2 separate regions of the Mus musculus genome follow, and region 2 is linked to region 1. Evidence: chromatin loops called from intact Hi-C (ENCODE). Cell type or tissue: left cerebral cortex. All regions are shown on one strand.

Evidence for each region. Peaks named below come from ENCODE experiments on the same cell type or tissue, not always from the same donor. Only the 100,000 strongest peaks of a DNase experiment are listed, where the experiment ranks them.
Region 2: a loop joins it to region 1, with 2.6 times the contacts of the local background. A loop is called at or near these places in 2 of 42 quality-filtered maps.

The regions. Positions count from the first base shown.
Region 1 is chrX:166,897,025-166,905,024 of GRCm38, forward strand. No RefSeq gene overlaps it. Among named protein-coding and RNA genes, the nearest start is that of Gm30354, 16 kb to the left of the region's middle. In left cerebral cortex, no CTCF peak of the experiment used is centred here; a DNase peak (open chromatin) is centred at 3,958.
Region 2 is chrX:167,225,570-167,233,569 of GRCm38, forward strand. No RefSeq gene overlaps it. Among named protein-coding and RNA genes, the nearest start is that of Tmsb4x, 20 kb to the left of the region's middle. In left cerebral cortex, a CTCF peak has its summit at 3,799; DNase peaks (open chromatin) are centred at 1,792, 3,828, 5,778, 6,277 and 1 more place.

The DNA.
Region 1 (8,000 bases):
TCCGAAGTATCTAGCATGGGATGCCGGAGGCTGAGAACCTGGTACCTGGGACTGCCCCTTGTCCAACACCCGCCGTGTGTGGTCAGTGGCCTAACACAGCCAGATGCCCACCGTGGGGCCTCGTGGAAAGTGTCTGGCAGTCCTCTCCTGTCTGCCCGCCCAGAGCACCGGAACTCTGGCAGGATGAGAATTCTCTCCCACTCCCCACTTCCCCTAACACCCACGGCCCTGCAAGGCATTGTTATTGGTGATCTTCTGATTCAGCCATACCTTATTGGTGCTTGGTGCCTTTTCAGGGGTTTTGACACTCATTTACCAACATACACTAGAGAGCCCCAACATACACTAGAGAGCCCCATTATAGGAATTCTCTCCCTGCCAGAACATCTTCTCTGCCATTGGTGCCTGATGTGATAGGAAAGAAATGGCTCAATTCCCAGAGCTTCATCTTTAACCATTAGATTCTTGGAATTAATCACTGGGGTATGAATGGGAATAAGAATGACATCTTTTTCCTCCTCCACCTTAACCATGGAGTTGCAAGAGAAGATAAAATCATACTTATTAAAATCTGCCTTCTCAGTTTCTAGACTCTCTGAAAAATAAACCAGGGCCCCACTTTGAGGTCTGTCAAGCAAAACTCTGCCCTTCCTAATCAGAGAGCTAAGGGTTCCAGAACACAACTCCTCCGTGTATCCATCAAGATCCCAACAATCCCTACAGGTAGGTATGTAAGTGTGTGTGTGTATGCATGTGTGTGTGTGTGTTTATGTATATATGCACCCCAGTTATATATATATATATATATATATATATATATATATATATATATATATATATATATATATATATAAAACATATATTTGTGTGTGCATGTGCACCTCTATCATACATTCAGGCATACATAACACAGAATCCACCCACTGCTTCACCTTCACATGTGTGTATTTACTGCTTCAGGTTTTATACTTGTTAAATGTAGATAAAACACACATTCTATATTGCTATGAAGAAGAAACAGAATGAAATAATACAAAAGGAAAGTATATAATGATTTAAAATACTATATTAAAGGGGTGAAATAGCAGAGGTAAACTATGATTATTTTTATAGATATATGAGATTTATGCCTGAGTGTTCTATTGCTGTGAAGGGACACCATTACCATGGCAACTCTTATAAAGGAAAACATTTCATTGGGGCTGGCTTACAGTTTCATAGATTGAGTCCATTATCATCATGGTGGGTAGCATGGCAGCATGCAGGCAGATATGGTGCTGGAGAAGGAGCTGACAGTTTTTCATCTGTATCCAAAAGCAACAGGAAAAGAGAGACACTGGGCCTGGTTTGGGCTTTTGAAACCTCAAAAGCCCACCTCAAATATCACATTTCCTTCAATAAGGCCACACCTACAGGGCCATATCTCCTAACCCCTCACAAGTACTACCTCTCCCTGATGACCAATCATTCAAATATATACGCCCAAGGGGACCACTCTTAGTCACACCACCACAATATATTTGCTGTTTTTTCTTCTTAATGTTTTAATCTATAGTGTTACATGAGATTGGAATGCGTGTCTCACCTCTGCCCCAGGGAGAGATATGAATTTCTGAAGTATCAAAAAGAGTTCAAGATTACTGCCTAGAGGGCTTTCTGGTAAAGAACACAAAGTGCTTTCCTCTTCTTTTAAGGTTAATCCATTTGGTCCATCACCTGGACAGGAAAGAAAATAATATAAAGGTTCCCTAAACACTCAGGCCCACAGGTTTAGATCTCCTTGTCTATTTCTACTCTCACGCTGTGAGTGTTTTCCTCCACAGTGCCCATTTGGTCACTGTCCATTCTTCAAAGTGGCTCATGTTAGCCTGTAACAAGATCTGCCTGTCTTCTACTTTATGCTCTATCTCATCTGAATTCAACAGGTACTCTGAGAGTTCTGGAGAGCCACAGGGAGAGTGCAGTGTAATTTTAATAACAATATTAAGTCACAAGGGAGTTAAGAGGCGTATGTGCCTGACAGAAAACAAGAAAAGCATTCTTGTTTGTGATATTCTCAGAACATTTATACCTGGGGAAGAAGTAAAGCTAAAATCAAAGGTCATACGCACCTTGGTTCCTTGTTATTTTAACATTTTCTCGTGTGTGTGTGTGTGTGTGTGTGTAAACTAGAGAACAACCTTGGCTATTGTTCTATCTACTCAGTCTCCTATTTTAATATTCTTGTGTAAATGCAAACATATCCTTCACCACAGACAGTTTCTTTTTTAGCCAGATATTACTGACCAAGGCCCAGGAACAGTGATTCTGGTTGTCCTGGAAGACGTTGCACTGTAGGAATGGTTATATGGAACTTTATCATTTCTGGAAAAAAGAGCTATTGGTCAAGGCATTTGCCCAATATATTGGTGGGGATCACAGGTAGATAAGCTCTAGAAAAGGTGGAAAACTGCAGAGGGTGCCAGAGGCTATCGGATGACATTCTTTGCTTTTGGGTGGGTGGAAACTAATGGTCTACTGAGAATTACATTTTAAATGTCAGTGGTTCTCAACTTTTGAAATGTTGTAACCCTTTAGTTCCTCATGTTGTGGTGACCCACAGTCATAAAAATTACTTTGTTGCCACTTCATAACTGTAATTTTGCTAGTTATGAATCATAATGTAAATATCTTATATGCAGGATATCTTGATATGTAACATCCTCTTAGAAGGGTTGTGACCCATAGGTTGAGAAACACTGGTTTAGATAGTTATAAGGGTGTTAGGTTAGTTACATGATTAATTATCTTTAATGGGACTAAAAATAGTCCATGATAATTTGGTTCTGATTTGCAGCATTTTAGCCCTCTGTAATCTTGAAGTTCAGTCATCTGGCCTTGTGCACAGGGGCAACTTGCCTTCTTTTCTGGGCATTTTGTTTATACTATTTGGAATATCTCTATTAAAATGGATGCTATCTTATTTCTTATTTACATATTCTTTTTTTTTCTTTTTCTAACCTGCAGGTCCTCTGCATACATATTTTTTTATGGTCAAGAACAAAGTCTTAATGTAACAGTGAGGGAGAACACAACCGGAGACATCTGGGCAATGATTCACACTGAACAGGGACATAAAAGGAGAGAAAGAGAGAGTGGTTAAAGCGAGAGATGAAGGTTAGAGTCAGAGAGAAGGAAAGAGGGCAAATGGACCAAGAGGTCCAGGAGCAGAGTCCAGAACAGAACTATTGTATGAAATATTTAATCTCAATTGGGGTTCCTACCCTGCTTTTGATTATCCAGTTCCCAGATAAAAGGCGCAGAACCTTTATATTTGTAAGACTTTACTACACCAGAAATGGACACATATTTACCCTCTAAGCTATTATGTCTACTTCCTTTTTAATAACCCTGAGTTATAACTTGCCATGTTCCATCTGGGCTGGTCTTAACTTCAATTGGCCAGCCCTCATGGCCATGTTTTCATGATTTACTTAACTCATGGCATCTTCCCTCCCTCTACCTACCAACTTTCTTGGTCTCTTCTCAGAGCCCCAGGCAAGGGAACTCAAACCTTACCTACCCTCTCTTCTACCCAGTCATAGGCTGTAGGCATCTTTATTCACTATTCAGGGATAACTTGGGGGCCAGGGTGGATGGGGGGGACAAGGTTATGGAGCATCACTTGTGTAAGTGCAGATTCCCTCATCTCCTGGGGAAACCAGGCCTTGGGAGCCAGTATTTAGCATAACAACATGACAGAGTCATGGTATACCATCTAGAAACATTGATTTGTACCTTGGCTATTAAGAAATGCTTCGTTATGAAATAATTGCTTCTGCTCATTGCTGAAATGTGTGTGCATTTATGCGCATAGGAAGCCACTCAGGTGGAGGCGATTTAATGTGATTGTAATTGCATGACTAAGCCGAGGGTGGGGAATCACAAGACTCAGGAAAGACTGGCTTGTGTAGGAGTGGACTAGTGTAATTAAACTGAGGAAGTAGCTACCTAGACCTAAGAACAATCTGTCCAACACGTTGTGGGTAGAAGTAGAAGCAGATTTTTTTTTTCCGTCAGAAGGGTCTAGCAAAGCATGGCAAATATATCAAGCCAATGGAGTGAGGGAAAGGGAACAACTGATTTTTTTCTTTGCATCATGAGTAGGAGACCTATCAGATTTCTAAAACTGGAAGATGTGTAAGATGGAGCAAGACAGGAAATCTCATGGCTTGTATAGAAATAAAAGAATAGGAGTCTAACAGTCATCTTGTTTCTTCTTGGAGTGTCATTTCCTGCGGCCTTCTTATTAAAAGATGCCTTGGCATGAGGTGAGTTAAGGAGTACACCTTTTCTGAAAGATAAAGCACACAATGGTAGCATCTGCCATCACTCTCCTTTAACAAAGTGATTGTCAGAGGACACCAACCTGATATTCTTTGCTCCTTTCCCCACTTTTCTTGGCTGCGCTAAATGAGTAAAATCCATCAAACCTCATTAAGAAGTAGCACCTTTACATCCATACAGCCATCACAAACATAATGGGAGCTTGTTGGGGAAAGATATATTTCAAGGCTGGGAACATTATTCAGTTAGAGCCCATACCGCAAATTCTAGCTCTTGAGAGGGAGGAGCAAGAGGCCAGAAGTTCAAGTTGATCCTCAGTCTCCATACCAAGTTGGAACCAAACCTGGGCCACATGAAACTCTGTCTTAAAAATACAATAGAAAAGTTATACTCTGGAACATAAATTTTTAACTCACCATAAAAAAATAAAATGAGTCCACCTGGATTAAGCAGTTTTTACTACTTCTAGAAGTTATTTTCTAAAGAATTAATCAATGGATGAAATATATTCTCAAGAAAATTATCCCCCAGACTCTATGGAAGAAAAGAGAGTGTCTATTTCTACATTAACTAAAATTCAAATGGTGAAAACTGTGAAGATTATATGCTCACAAAACTCTGGGGGGGGTTGTTTGTTCATTTGTTTGTAGCTCTTGTTTACTTGTTTGTGTGTGTGTTTGTATGTATGTATGTATGTATGCATGTAGATTTGTTTTGTTTTCCTGAGACCGAGTCTCACTATGTAGCTCTGGCTGGCCTGGAACTCACTATGTAGACCAGGCTGACTTTGACCTCATAGATCTGCCTGCCTTTGCCTACCAAGTGCTGGGATTTAAAGGTGTGTGCCACCATGCAAGGATTTGATTTCCTTCCTTCCTTCCTTCCTTCCTTCCTTCCTTCCTTCCTTCCTTCCTTCCTTCCCTCTCCTCCTCCTCCTCCTCCTCCTCCTCATCCCCCCCTCTTCCTCCCCCTCCTCCTCCCCCTCCTCCTCCTCCTCCTCCTTTTTGGCTTTTTGAGACAGGGTTTCTCTGTATAGCCCTGGCTGTCCTGGAACTCACTCTGTAGACCAGGCTGGTCTCAAACTCAGAAATCCACCTGCCTCTGTCTCCCAAGTGCTTTGATTAAAGGCATTCACCAACACTGCCTAGCTTTTATTCTTCCTTTATCTCTTTGACAGAGTCTTATTAAGTAACCTCACTCCCTGGAACTTACTAGGTAGTCCAGGCTGTACTTTAACTTGTATTATGTAGTACAGACTAGACCCTAAACTGCTTCTCTCTTCCAAATGCTGGGATCATAGGCATATTGCCACCATGCCGTGCTACAAGTCTCTTGAGATGATAGGACTGCCTAGGACCACCACGCCAAGAGTGGCACCACCCACAGTGTGCTGGGCCCTCCCACATCAATCATCAATCAGGAAAATGCACCATAGGCTTGTTCATAGACCTATATGGTGGAGATATTTTCTCAATTAAGATTCCCTCTTCCAAAATGCCTGGGCATTGTGTCAAGCTGACATAAATCTAGCCACTACAGTAACCCTGTTTCATTTATCTCTCACTTCTTTACTTCTTTAATTATTACTAAACTTTGTCCTTCTATCTCTTGTATTGATGCTGGAGAGGGAAAATGTGAGGCAGAGAGAGAAAGAAGAAGGGTGGAGAAAGGGATAGAGAGAAAAGGAGAGAGAATGTGCATGGGGATCTGGATCACTTGACAAATATTAAGTGAAATATTTGTTAATCTAATTGATGGTGCCAAGCTAGCACTTAAGCAATATCTGCATTGGCATGATACAGAAGTCACGTGTATTAGTCAGAGGAGGATAAGATATGCAGAGTAACAGTGACAACTGTTTGTGGCTTCCTTGTTAAAGGTTTACTTCTTTTAAGTATTATGCCCTTTTGAAATACAAAGACACAGAAACACAGAAATGCAAAAAGTTAGAGTCTGATTTTATATATATATATATATATATATATATATATATATATATATAGTGTGTGTGTGTGTGTGAACTTGGGCTAGAATTTATACTTTTCCAATTTGCCATCAACCTGTGATCATTTTACCAATTTTGTTCAAGCCACTCACCTAGCAATCTGTCACTCAGAAAGGAAAAGTAAGATCTCTTCAGAATACAGCATTTAGTAGACATACTTTAAAAAAAAATCTTTGTTTCTGTTCTACTTAAACCCAGAGGAATAGGAACGAATGGGAAATAATTGTAGAGATGGCATTTCATTTAACAAGGGGAAATGAAAACTCTTGATTTCCAGGGTTTTGAATTCATTTCCTTGCCAGCTGTGAACAATTAAATACTTTATTTCTGTATTCAATGTTTCTGTAAGACACATTTGCTGGTCCTGTGTTGGTGACACATTAGAAGTAAATTATTACAGTTACATAAACGGTAGCTTTATAACAAAGTCCGTACGCATTTATAAATGTTAGAATAAAAACATATTGTAAGATATAAGTGAATAATTATTTAATAACTTAGAGAAGGAATAGAATTTCTTTAAAGGTGGAGATTTGTAGTGTATTTTAGTATTAATATGAAATGTTCCCATAGGACTCGCATTGAGTGATTGATTGGCCCTCATTTTCTGACACAATTTTGTGAGATGATACAAATTTTAAGAGGTACAAGTGAGGTGAATCTATGTCATTAGGGTATTAGCTATCTTTGTGTCACCATGACCAAATATTTGGCAGAAACCAATCAGGAGTTGATGTGTTTTACTTTGGAACGTGGTTTCAGAAAAGGTTTACCTCAGACAGGTTCACTTCTTATACTATGTGTGCAGGTAGGGTAGTGGGCTGACAAGGCAGCTACCATCTTAGATATGGCCAGTAGCCATGGCAGAAGGGGAAAATGTCTGTGGAACCTTGGAGTTGCAATTAACTACTTAGCCTGAAAATGGCACCAGATCGTTCACCTCCATCTCATTGTCCAAAATGGAATATGGGTCGCCCAAACACAAGGTCTAACATGATCCCTGGATGTGGAAGACTAGAAATAGCTGCTGAACAGTCCTGTGAATACTATAGCCATTTATGCAATCTTTAGTCTTGGGCTTCTTTCTCTAAATAAGGAAGCTAGCAACATTGCAGAAAATGTTAGATGAGGTACTTACTAGGATCCCTGACAATAGCTCCTCATCAGTGACTGGTACTAATATTCAATAGTATACCATAGGAAAAGGGACACTGACATGAAGAAGACATACAAGTTGTTAGCTGCCCCATCCCCCTTTGCCCCACCCTTTTTGTCCCACCCCCTTTTTTACAATGATGTGTAGGATGAGCTAAGTATAATACAGACAATTGAATGGTTCTTCCTTTGGGACTGCATTTCATTTGTACATAATTCCACAGCTTTTGTTTCTAGGTCTTCTGCTACATTTGAAAGACCTTGAGGCTTGAACCCGGATAGTATGGGGGATGTAAGTTGTAATAATGAGGACATTAAAAACAGTAAGTCTTTTTTTCCCACATCCTCACCAGCATGTGTTGGCACCTGAGTTTTTGATCTTAGTCATTTGATTGGTGTGAGGTGAAATCTCAGGGTTGTTTTGATTTGTATTTCTCTCAAGACTAAGAACTTTGAATATTTTGTTAAGTGCTTCTTGGCCATTTGAGATTCTTCTGTTGTGGATTCTCTGTTT
Region 2 (8,000 bases), 330 kb after region 1:
TAGAGTGCTTTCCAGCATAGCAGCACATCACAAGGCCCTGGATTCATTCCATTTACTGAAGCAATACAAAGGAGGGAAGGGAGGAGGTTGGGAGATACTTTTCCTTAGTTTTTCTTTTGTTCCCACCTGCAGTGTTTACACATTCAAGGGGTCTTCCTTGAACCTGGCATCCCATTCTGCAACATTGGTTTTAGCTGGAGAGCCTCAACTTGAAATTCCCCCCTCTATACAGGCTCAGTATTTTGGGAAATCCTAGCTAAGAAGAACCAGAACGGATTTGGAAAATTGGTGGGAGCCAGGGTTTTTGAATTGTCCTGATGACTACTGGGGGTGGGGGGTGGGTAGAGACAGGAAGCTTGCTGGACAGCCAGTCTAGCCAGTAAGGAAGCTCCAGGTTCAGAGAGAGACTGCCTGTGGGGATAGACAGCAACTGAGGAAGTGACCCAACCATCAACCTCTAGCTTCCATATATGTAGGAGTTCCTATGGTGATGATTACTACTGCAACTATGTTTCACACACACACACGCACACGCACACGCACACGCACACGCACACGCACACGCACACATGCACACGCACGCACACACGCACACGCACGCACGCACACATACCAAGAGCTCACACAAACACTGACACAGAAGGCACACATGGATACAGGTATGTGCTTGTGTGTGTGTGTGTGTGTGTGTGTGCGCACACGTGTATGTGTTGAGCATATGAAGGCAAGAGGACAACTACTTCCAGGTGTCAGTTCTCCACTTCCACCATGTTGACAGGTCTTGGGGTTCCAAACTCAGGCAGCCAGGGCTCACTAAACACCGCTCACCAGCTCTCTACAAGAGAATTTCAAGAACTACTAATAGTTTGATCCTGGGAAAAGGGAGTGGAGATTCTATTTATAGAACTTACCATTTGTACCAGAAATACACAGTATTACTTTTATATTGATGTAAAATATTATTTTTACATTTACCTTCACCTTTCTTGCATTTAAAAATTAGTCTTTATTTTTCTTGATCAAGACACTTTCCATGAAGCCCAGCCCAAGGCAGTTGGGTAGGCCTGTGAAAGTAACAGAAGGTGACCCTGGTGCTTGGGGTTTAGGATGAAAACACCTTTGGAAGGAAGTGAAAGGCACCGCCCAGAGGCCCTACCCAAGGAGGGGGACTTCCTGCTTATTTGCAAGTAAAGGAACTTGTGCTCTTAAAGGGCAGGCAGACAGTTCTTGTGGTACCTGTGGCTCCGAAACAATCCTAAAGTAAATGAATCCTTGGGCCACCGTGCATCAGACTCCGTTCTAGTATGTACCTTTGATACCCACTATTCAGCCATCGAGACCTCATTAAGACCCTCCTAACTTCAGCAGCTACTCTATAGCTAACTTCCTGTAAAATGGAGCAGAACATTACATTTTGGAGACCTGCTTTCTATTTTTCGTGGAGGTGGGGAAGCTGTGTATGGATGTGTTTGAATATTCTGTGAGGGTACTCTTAACTTAGGGGAACGGGGTGGCCAGGCTGCACCTTCTCACAAGAGCACAGTCATCCAAGTGCTTGGTTTTGTTCCTTTTACATTCATTTGTTTCTGCGAACTCATTCTTGTCCCATGCCCCAGAAAGCCAGGATGGAAGACTGTCACTAGGCAGCCAGCACCTCACCTTTGGGGCAAGGAAGTGAGGCAGGCGCGCGGTAAATGCTTTGTAAGAGGACAAACAGTGAGGCCAGAAATAGGCCCCAGGCTCAGCTAAAGGCCTCTGTGTTTGTGCCCCTGCAGGCGAGCAGCTGCGGTTTGCTTGGTTTCCTCATATCTCAGGCAGCCCTCTCAGCTAGACGTTTGTGTAGAAGGAAGTTTCCACAGACTTCTTCTAGGCCTCCCCCAAGTGAGTGCCAATGGAGTGCTAAAGAAAGGTGCTGGAAGGGAGGGATACATGTGGTGGTGGTGGTGGGGTGGGGAACTGGAAAAAAAAGGGAGACCCCCGGGGGAAGAGATACCATCTCCTCTCCCAAGCTCTGATCCATACTTCCGGGTTCCTTCTGCTTCCCTGCTTTGTACTGTTGGACAACATGGAGGATGAACGGAAGCCCGTGAGCTCCAAGTCCTTAGCCTTGCTCTGCTGCTGATTGGGTTCATGTCGCCAAGCGTTCCCAAGAGCCCACTATGTGGCAGGCAATGTGCCAACAGGACAACTTGCTTCCTTTCCTTATGATCTCTTATAGGCCATTTGATTGCCATTTAATAACATAAAAAAAAATACACTCCATTTTGTGTGTTTTCAATGAGCACTGAGAACCATCGAGCAGGCCTCCCACGCCAAGACTGTGGAAAGTCTTCGGAGGTGATAACCGGTCCTGGTTGTTGTCATTTGTATCGATTTGTTTTGCCCCTCCTGGTGGGCTGGGTCTCCTCAATGGTAGGTCAAAGACTTTACATTGGTTTGTGTCTTTTGGGAACAGCAACATTGGCCCACAATCAATGATGCTTTTTGAAAACAAAGCACCCAACTGAACTGGGCTTGCAGGACCTGGCCCCTGAATGATGACGAGCAGACTCATTCATTTAGAGGGCTTCTTTTAAACACAGGTGCAGGCATGGGGCTGCTGCTCCCTTTGGGTGGCCTCAGGTTTCTCATATTTGGCCAGAGTCTTTGCGGCAGCGTGGAAAGACTTTGATTGAGCTCTACTTTCTAGGCTTTTAGGGCAGTCATAAGGTTTGGACCCAACCTGGCATTCATGGTATATTCCATCCATCTTGGGGAAAATATATATATATGTATATATATGTACACACACACACACACACACACACACACACACACACGATAGTAATGTGATAGTTTGATATAGAGATACTGCTGAATGTAACCATTGTTCAAGGTCAATGTAGTAAACCTGGAGGATAGGATAATGACTATATTTCTACTCTGCTCACTGTCTGCTAGAGGCTAATCAAAATATCTCGTCTTCCCCTCAGAAGCAGATGGCATGATGATTGAGATTATGCATGCTTAATGTAGGAAGCTTTGCTACCTACATGCCCCAAATCATGGACATACTGGCAAATAGGAGCTGGGATTTGAACCTGGCAGCTGTGTTTGTGATGTTCTTCACCCCTGTCTCCTATCTGGTTTGAGAGACATATCTTGGAGCTGTTTGCAAAGTTTATTTTCTCTCTGATTTTGTTTCTCTTAATTTCACTGTGTGTTTGCACCAGCATTTTCCATTGTTATTGTTATTATGTGACATAATTATATGTAAGGAACAGAGGCAGAGAGCTGACTATTTCTCTGAAAATCAAAAGGGGATATTTGGGGGGAAAACCAAATTGAGAAATGGCTGAGTTTATGGCCACTAACATCTGTTCTTCTAAGGAACTTTAATTGGTGTTGTGTATGATGTGTTTGTATGCATGTATTGTTTTGTTTTGTTCTGTTTTTTTGTGGGTTTTGTTTTATTTTGTTTTGTTGGTTTGTTTGTATGTTTTTCTTTTGTTTGTTTTCTTCCCAAAGACTTTTTACTTCCTGGAGATTGGAACTGCCATTGCTGTGTAAAAGACATAGCCTGTACATCATCTGTGATACCAGAGACAGGCTTAATGTCCTCCCAAACACAAATGCAAGCCAGCAGTATCCATGATAAATGTTCTTTCCTCCCTGACCCGCTATAATTCGGAGAGTGGCCAAGGTCATTTTCATGTCATTTTCCTGCCAACCTCGACTCCTGAAAGGCTTTTTAATAACTGACTCCAAAGAGCCTTTGCTCTAACTAGTTCTGCTCTACACTGCCCCCTAGCGCTACATCCATGACCTGTGCCTAGGCCACTCCCTGCTTCTGAACTTGCCAGCCCTTCTTGCCCCCAGAAGCATGACAAAGAAGAACTTCTGGTGCTACTGGTTGCACCCAGTCCTATCTGCCAGCATTTCTACTTCCTCCAAGTAAGCAACACTTCAGCCAGGCGGGTTTAGAGTTCCTTCCTCCTAATTCCTCCACATAGTTCCATTTCCGCATTGTTCTTTAGTCCAGGGGTGCATAACCCTACTTTCAACTTCCCAAATGTTTCCCAAGCAGCCATATGTCATGAGTATTAATGTCATGAGTAGAAATCTGGAGCCAGACGTCTGGGTAGATGTGCTCATTCTGCCCAGGAATGGTTTCCTAAGTGTGCCGCCACACAGTGGCTTAGAGCTCAAGCTTAGGCTCTAGGTTTGGTATAACATTGAGCTGACACTATGTTGATATTCTTTAAAAAAAAACTGATACTATGTATTAGCTTAATATTTTTCAGGAAATTCAATATATGTAAAATTCATGTTAAATTCACAGCTCATACCATATAAGGAATAAACTCCAGCATAGAACAACAAGGAAGAGGAGGCAGAAAGAATGTAAGAGCCAGAGGGCAGGGAGGAGTGCCTCAAAACACTTCCCTCCGGGAGTGACAGGGTGAGTCATTCATGAGCTCACAGCAGCTGTGCTTACCTGCATGGGGCCTGCACAAGAGCAGGCCAGACAACATTCTACTGTAGATAGGGTCCATGAGCTCTAGGCCCTACTTCTTAGTGGCAGTGGATAGCTGCTGGAGGAGGGAGATTCATTCATTTTAAGGATGTGGCCACATGAAGCTTTCCCATACTGTAGTGGATGACCCAGACCCATACATGTGGGCATCACTAACTGATCTTGGAAAGTTATTTTAAAAATTATGGAAGTAGGAAGATCAATTGAGGAGAATAAGGGGGAATTTGGAGGGGGAAATGGGCCTAAATGTGATATTTCACTATACACATATATAGCATTTTTAAGAATAAAGGAAATGTAGAAATTCATTGCAGACATAAACATAAAATCACAAAAGTTGTAGAAATGAACAGAAGAGAAAATGATTCTGTTTTTCGTGGGAAGAATTAGAATAATGTTCTTGTTTTTGACACAGGGTTGCTCTATTTAGTCAAGATTAGCCTGGAACTGCTGATCTCCCTGACAGCCCCCCCCCCAAATACTGGGATTACAGGCATATAACACGCCATCTTGCTAGCGAGTATTTCTTAAATGTGCCACTGAAGTCATACCCCATAAAAGAAAGCATTGACAAGTTCAATTTTGAAACCAATTGCTTCTGCTCCGAAAAAAAAAAAAATGGTAAGAAAATGTAAAGATATGGAGTAAAGAATATAAGTGTGTATTGAGAATTTACCCAAAATGTGTTCAAGAGAATGAAAGTATACAACCCTCACTGGGCACAGTGCTGTATGCCTGTATGTTTAGCATTTATGACACTGAGGCAGTTAGGAGTATTATGTGTCCAAGGATAGCTTGGGCTACATAAAGAGATACTCTCAAGAACAATAATGTAGGTCAAGTAATAAAGACAAATAAAAAATTGAAAAGATAATTTACAAAACAACTTCCAAAAGCTGTATTTTTGGTACACAGCAAAGCTGCAAAGAAGCTTAGGTACCGTTCGACACACACACAAAAATGAAGCTGCGGCTGCCATTTTGAAATTCTGGGGTTGCAGGGGGAGGGGCACTGCCAGAGCAGGACTAGTCACATTGGAAGTGGTTACTAAATAAAACCTACTATCACCCCTGTTTTGTTGTTTTGCTGTATTCGACAGGGTGTCCATGTATAATCCAGGCAACATTCAGCCTCCCAATTGGGAGAATTTAGAGGTATAAGCCACCAGGCCTGGCGTGTCACCCTAGCAGCAGGAAGCAGAAACTCAGTGAGTTGATTGTGCCCTACAGCTGTCACATGACAGACACAGAGCAACGCGACTCACTTTCACTTCCCGTGAGAATGAATGTGAACTGTCCCAGTGGCCCTGCCCCTTCTTAGCAGCACGTGGGAACAACTGGTGGCCACGTATTCTGTGGCAGGACTAAAAAGCCTGCTCGAACACCTATTGTTTCTTTTCCCTATGTCTTAGAAGTAAGCTGAGCACAGGTTTTGTCACATTAGATAAATGAGAAAAGTAAGGAAGTAAGCAACTTGTCTAAAGGCCAGATCCAGGTAGGAGCTTTACAGAAACAAAGATGCCTGCAGCACCGTCCATGTCTCTTTGCATTCCGACATCCACTTCTCCCTTCCTGCAGAAAAATGCTAACAAACGCATAGCTGGTCTCTGTGGGGAGGGCTGCTTCCGCCAGACAGTCTTGCTTTTCCCTGCAGATCCCAGGATGCCTTGCAGGAAGGGCTGCAGTAGCCCCCTACCCTCCCCAAAAGAAATGATTTCGTGTTCTTCTGCTTTAAGAGGTCGGCACTGGAGGCCCTGCCTCACTGTTGCTAATGTCAGCTTCCAGTCACCCCTTCATTTATTCCATAAGCATACATTCCAAATCTAGTAATTTTGCTGTGAGCTTGAGAAGGAGGAAGTGCGAAGGTGGAGAGAGATGAAAAAAAAAAAAAAAGACCTACAAAGGTATTCATTTTATCCGTAGGGATTATGGAAAAGACTGAAAAGTGTTCAGAGAGTCGCAATCACAGAAGTGCTGAAAGCCAGGTATGGGAGCCAAGGAAGGCAGCAAAAGCCGAGCTTGGGCAAGAAAGAGACTGTCCTCTCACGAGGGGGCACGTGCGCTGAGAAAATTGGCAAGCACTGCAAAGGGCTTCTCCCCACCCCACAAGTCAGTCACTGTCACTTCTCAGCGCACCTCAGGTTTAGCCCTCCTTTAAGAAAAGCCTCAGGAATGTTTTTTCTTCCTTGATAGTAGAGGTGAACAAAGTGAAGCTTTGAGGCGGTGACGAGCTCTGTAAATAAGCTCACCCAGCTTTTGAGCGGGGCGGCCAGGCCATGTTGTCAGCTCAGTGTATTGGCAACTAGCTTTGGGCTCCTTCTCCCACACCCTCACAGTCATGCCCGACTCTTCCACCTCTAAGGGCTACAGTTAGTCTAACTACCCAAGAGAACTGTTGGACTTAACAGCAAGTTCAACTACAGCCGCCACATTATTAGTAGTGGAGGGGCAATGGCGCTGTCATTGTGGCCAGAGGCTCACCTGGGTCACTGCTGAGCTAAATGGAGCGTGAAGTCCAGGCAGAGCATGAAGAACCACGGATTCTCCACCTGCAGCTGTAGAGGGTTAAAGAGCTTGGATGTAAACAAATGGCCAGGTCCTACAAAAGTACCACCACCACGGACTTCCTCTTAGATGACCTGCAGATATTTAAAGACAAGCCAGACACAAGTGCTTCTTTCAGAAAGGGACAAAGCAAATAATCAAGTTGACCTTTTGGGAACAGTGTTAATTGTGGCAGTTTAGGAGGAGGCAGAAATCAACTTTGTATAGTAATAGGCCTTCTATTCTTCTACCCTTGCCTCATTAAGGTTTGCATATTATTTTAAATGTGCCCGAGGTGTAAAGAGTCTAAAGTGGTTAAAGGGTGAGGTGATTTAATGAACCCAGGAACCAATCCAGAAGGCCTGGAACCACTCTGGGCCTTTTAAGAACTCCATCCATCCCAGGGGGAGAACTAATATCAAGTGAGTGACTTAAAGCTCCACAAAGCCTGGCTTGGCTTAGGGACTGAGTTTCATGGAGCCCAGGTGAGAGTCATTCCTGTACCGTGAATTCACCTAACCCTTGCTCTGCACTTCCATTTCTTAGGCACTCTAGGTGTGCTGGAGCAAAGCAGTGTGCTGTATCCAGATACCTTGGGGGCCCTGGCTTCACAGTGAGGCCCCAGGGTTCCAGGTGGGTGTTGCAGAGAACAAAGGTTCCCCACACTAAGAAAACCAGTTCTCCCAGCCTCCCAGCCGCAGCAAGTGACATCACTGGGAGCCAATAGAAAATTTGCACTGGAGTTTACTTGTTAAGGTCTGAATTGGATCCACGTAGACGGCTTATCTGACTGTGTAGGGCGAGGTTCCCGAACACTACCCTGTTTAGGAGTGCTCTCTGATACAGTGGGAATGTGGCTTTTAACCTTTTTTTTTTTTTTTTCCTGGCAGATTTCAGGCAGGTGAGGGGCCAGGTTTCAAAATCAACAATGAAGATACCAC